Linked DNA regions of Homo sapiens: region 1 is linked to region 2. A link is a contact called in ENCODE Hi-C data. All regions are on one chromosome and are shown on one strand. Each heading gives the region's core, a stretch centred on a gene start or an enhancer-like site at or near the end of the contact. The rest is flanking DNA. Distances are from core to core; before and after follow the strand shown.

The links. A loop is a pair of places that touch in the nucleus more often than their neighbours do. Pooled maps may share reads with other maps.
Region 1: a loop to region 2 is called in a pooled map, with 1.9 times the contacts of the local background. The contact joins the promoter of LINC02053 here to the enhancer-like site in region 2. A Hi-C loop is called at or near these places in 1 of 50 pooled maps.

What each region holds. Positions count from the first base shown.
Region 1 is chr3:180,412,808-180,415,507 of GRCh38, reverse strand. LINC02053 (long intergenic non-protein coding RNA 2053) reads right to left here and starts at 1,335. Exons shown (of 2, transcript NR_132416.1): 1 at 1,051-1,335.
Region 2 is chr3:180,294,730-180,297,462 of GRCh38, reverse strand. No RefSeq gene overlaps it. Among named protein-coding and RNA genes, the nearest start is that of LINC02053, 120 kb to the left of the region's middle. Within about 2 kb of position 1,467, at least 2 of the 41 ENCODE cell types and tissues checked have a DNase peak (open chromatin) inside an H3K27ac peak, as active enhancers do.

The DNA of each region.
Region 1 (2,700 bases), core at 86-2,585, 120 kb before region 2:
TTTTTTTTTCTGGAGACCAGGTTAAATTGATCTCTGGAAACCTGACCAGAGAATATTGATATGTACTAGTCTATATTTGAAACTGCTATAAAGTACAGCATTATCTGTGTTATCTATGTGTGTTACATGTTGGTTATATAAATCACATAACTTCCTTTAAAAATTATACAAATTATTCTACCCTTTCCAAAAAGTACTTCTCTATTCAACTTGGACAATGAGCTAAAGAAATCCTCAATTAAAAAGCAACCTAACCTATCTAATTTTATCTAAGTTTCTACCACTTTTACTTTCTTTAGCCTTAAATTTAAAGGTTTAAATTTTTAATAGTTTAAAATTTTCAAAGAAATAACCTTTTTTTACTTGTAAATCTCTTTAAAATTATTTTATTAGAGATGGTGAGAAGATTGACCAGGACCCATTCTCAGCCAGAGCCACAGATTCTATACACTCCAAAGGAAGATTCCAAAATATTCCCTAAATGATTTTTCCCAAAAACTTCAGCTTTGAAGGACATTTATAAGATAATCATTGTTAAACACAGAGTGTCATGCAATGATTTTCTTGTATTACCCATTTTTATTACTCTTTAATCTGGTTAACTTTCTAAAAACAAACTTAAGCCAAACACACAAAAATAAGGATTTAAAATATAAGTCAATTTATAACAACAGATCAATTACAATGGTCCATAAAAATGAAAAAATATATAACTTAAACAATTCTTATAAGCATAGCCCAAATTCTAATCTCTCTTGTTTGTTTTGCAAAGAGGTTTCAGAAACATTTAGTTATTGTTTTACAAATGGAAATGCTATGTTTCCATTTAGGAGGAATGAAATCCTGAATATTAATTTGAATCCAGTTGACTTTCATTCTTCTATAAACTCACAGAATCTCAAAGTCTAGAGTTTGTTATCTGTAAGGACAGAGATTTAAGCCACACACATTAAAAATTTTTTTAAAAAGTTTAAAATTTTGTCTTCTAACTAGCACTGCACTTACAATTTCAAAACTTTTCTTCTTTAAAACACTTTATTTGCAACTAACCTTTTTTAAAGGTGTTCCTTTGGAGAGGATCAATAAAAGCACAGCATTTCTCCACTCTCACCTCTTAAAACCTTTGGCTTCCTACCAGTTTCCCTTGTTGCTCAGTCTTTTTATTGTTGACAATTCTCAGAGGTTTCTGTTATGTTCCTCTGAAGGCATGTCCCTTGTCAAAGAGGCAGGCTACTTTCTGAGGTGTCTTTTATTTTTCTTTAGCTGCCCCTTCATTTTTGATATCCTTCATTAGGGCAGCCCATTGATCCAGGTGCAAGGCCTGGGTAATCTGCTAGACATTCTGATAATCATCTTGACTCATGCTGGGGTCACAATGGTACCCACAGAAGCAGCCATGACATAGGGACAGCATAGCTATTTGCCAGTTGTCATAGCTAATATACTACTATTTACAGCCGCTCTCCTTGGGGACTAGGAAGAGAAAGGGAAAACTCTTTCCTTCTTTTGTCATTGAAAATGGCATGACATGGCATGGCATGGCTACCATTTCTGGCTTCTCTGTCATTTCCAGTACCAAAATGGCCTGAGCAGAGTTTACTATGATGATCTGCTAGTTCTCTGCAAGTTTTCTTCTCTCCCTTGGTCTTTTTAGACTCTTATCACTTTGACCACACCTTGCTTGTAGACTCTTTTTGGTCGTGGACCTTGGGCATCTTTATCTTTTTCCACACTTCTGAAGATAACTCCAGTTCTATTCATTCATGAGGATATCCCCAGATTTTTTTAGGGCTGTGAAAGTTTCTCTCTATTTTGGATCTGTCTCTGTAATAAAGCAAATGTTTACTGGTTTAAATGTTGCATCTCCTTCCAACACCCCATCATGGGCATTAGTCTATCCCTGCATTTTTTTATGCCAGGCACTATTCTAGTTTCTCTGCATTTCCCTTAGTGCAGGTCAAGTTGTGTTGCTAGTGTCTCTGCAGAAACAACCTTGCACCTTGCCTATGTGCCAATTTTTTGACCTCTTGAGAAATTTAAGTGGTGGGTTCCAGTCCCCAACCCAACTTAGGTCACAAGGGGAATGGACTTCCACCATTTCCAGTTGTGGTAAGAAAAGAAATTATGTAAAATGCTTAAGCAACACTCTGGTTTAAGTATTATTTTTCCTGGCAGTGGGACTAATGAGTAGAGTAGGTGAGATATCATGGTGCTGAATAAATACCTGGTAATTAGTAAATACCTGACTTAGTATTCTCATCAACAAATGTACATGGAGAAATAACAGATATGCAATGTTCCCCAAAAATATCTTGAATATGCAGACCAAAGTGTGCCCTTTTATTATATATAATCTAATATTCATCCTTCAGGATCTCATTGTTTTTGGTACAAACCTCTTCAAATCTCTCCAGACCTTTGTTAAAAGGTGAAGATAACTAGATCACATATAGCTCCAACTCTGATTACCAATTCATTTGCAAGTGGTTTTTCCCATTATGATGCCCATGACATGGTGAAGGAGTCTATTACCAAGGAGACTGACTGTGGACCTTGAGAATTTCAGCCCTGTCTGTAACATGAGGTCCGATAGTGTTCTCAGGGCACGTCAGGATACCTCCTGGCAATATGTTTATAAATAGTCTTCAGCTTCTCCTTTGTTTTTTTTGTTTTTTTTTTTTGAGATGGAGTCTCGCTCTG
Region 2 (2,733 bases), core at 218-2,717:
TCGTCTTCTACTTCTCAATCACTTTCTGTCTAGATTTGGGTTTCCTCAGAAGCAGACTCCGGGAAAAGGACTCAAGTGCAAGTAGCTTATTTCAGTGATGATCCCAGGAAACACCTTAGGGGTAGAAAAAACTAAGGAAAGAGAACACCAATACAGGGTATGCAATTGAACAATCACCTTGTGCTGATAATTCTCAAATCTTTTCCTCCAGGGTACATTCCAACTTCCAAGTCCATGTTTATAAATCTACCAAATGTCCCTAAGTGAATGTCTATTCAACTCAAACCCAGCATCTGCAAATATTGTTATCGTGGATTCAAGGCCTGGCTTTCGTAATTCCTACATCTGTGACATTGAGCAAGTTTTTTTTTTCTTTTTTTATTTTACTTTAAGTTCTAGGGTACATGTGCACAACGTGCAGGTTTGTTACATATGTATACATGTGCCATGTTGGTGTGCTGCACCCGTTAACTCGTCATTTACATTAGGTATATCTCTTAAGAGCAAGTTATTTAACCTCTGCAAGCCCTAGTTTATGCCTCCATAAAAACAGGGACAATATTAGTCTTCTCCGTATATGTTTGAGGGTAAATGAGGCTGTTTGTATTAAGCAGTAAGCAGAGTGCCTAGTACATAAGAAGTGATCGATAATTATTAACTGCCAATATTAACATAATAATGACTTTTTCCACAAACCAATTTCTTCTCATACATTCCCCATCTTTGTTAATGCTGTTGCCATCTGCCCACTTGCATCAGACATTTTCAAATCATTCCAGAATCTTTCTTTCTCAACATCAGGCACCATATTCTGCCAATTCCATCTGCCACATATTTCTTAATTTTGTCATTTTTTTCTTCATTGTTTTTCCTCTGTCTCGATGCCAGCCCTCATCACCTCTTGCTTAAATTAGAATTCCGTAGGTTATTCTCCATGTCTACAGTGCTGAGCATAGTGTATGACACAAAATAATTACTTAATGTTTGAATGAATGAATATCATCAAATCACCTCTGTTATAACAAATGGTACCAAAATCCATCTCTGCGTAGGACTCTTCCTTGATTCCACTTTTTCTTCCATGGCACACTTTTAACCCATGAGTAGCTCTATAACTTCTACCTTCAAAATACACTCAGAGTCTAAGTATTTCTCAGCACCTCCCCTACTAAAGTTCCTAGTCCAAGAACAGATTGTTACCTGTCCACCCAGACTTTTGTCCCCTGCTTTTCGATGTATCTACTACATGGTAACTGAGGCAATCAGAGTATAAATAAGATCTTACCATACCTTGTTTAATACCTTCTTGTGACTTCTCGATATCATCTACAAGAACTCTGAAGCCCCCTATTGACTTTTGTCACCTTCTCACTTTCCACTTGTCATCCTACTCATTTTGCTTTGGCCACAATGGCCTTTGTGCTGTGCCTGGAACTCACCAAACCTGCTTTTGCAGTTGCTGTTTTCCTGCTTGGAACATGCTGCCCGAGTCTCCACACAGCTGCATACTTCTCAGCAACACTGCATACTTGTCTCATTATCTCATTTATATCTTTACATCTTATTGTCTATCTCCCTAACCCCACTCCTCAAATGTAAACTACTTGAAGCAAAATTTATGTCTCATTTATCACTGTCTCCCATAACCCAGAACAGTGCCTAGCACATAGTAGGAACTCAATAAGTAAATATTAAATACTAACTTTTTTCCAAACTAGATTCATTTAGGACACTAAATGAGGTAAAAAGAGATTAAAATATATTAATAAGAACATAAACAACAATAACAATAAGACCCCAAATGCATATAGATAAAAGTGGAAAGTAAATTTGGAAAATTGAAAATAGCTAATTTGATAAAAGTTTGTGTTTCTTTTGGAAAAAAGTCTTAATTATCATGAAAATGTGAGAAGGAAAAGGTACAAAAATGCTTTAATCTAGAGCAATATATGTAAACTGCTATGTGAGTGCTATGACAATAAGTTCTGCTGCAATTCTAAGAAGGAAGAAGTCTTGTATGGACAGACTGATCTGAGAAGTATGAGATTTTTAAACTAAAATAATGTTAACATCTTCATAAAATAGCACATTCAAAATTCTGACTTTTTAATGGGCTGAGGTGAAATGTGTGTGTGTGTGTGTGTGTGTGTGTGTGTGTGTATGTGCGTGTGTGTGTAGGGGCAATGAGCTTCTGGTTTAGGGGCCTCAGGCTGCTCATCAGTTTGTAGGTGGCACAGCCACTTGTCACAGCCTTCCCATTCCACTTAACCTGGAAACTCTGAGCAAGTTTCTGAGGTCGTCTTGATTTCCCTTGAGAGTCCACATATCAAAAGCGGTTCTTACGGTAAACTCGAGCTGAGAAACAAATTGATCTGAGAATGCTCCCATGATTCCCATTACCAGAAAATCCTGCTTCTCTTAATTATAGCACAGATTTTCAGAGTGTTATTTCAAGACAAAAAAGAAAAAAAAATGATTTTTTTTAAGGAAGTGGTAGGGGAAGGAGTGTATCACAATTTGGTGCTGTCATGATGAAGCAAGAGCCTCAGCAATCCACTTAGTGAGTTATTTTAATAAACCACTTCTCAAGTTCTACTTAGGTCAATGATGACAAAGTGAGATACATGAAGCCACTTTACAGGGAAAGAGCTCATGTTTATACAGCTTAGGCAAACTTAAGAAAATAAATCCAGATAATTCTGTCAATAGTAACACAAAGTTTGAGAAATGGTC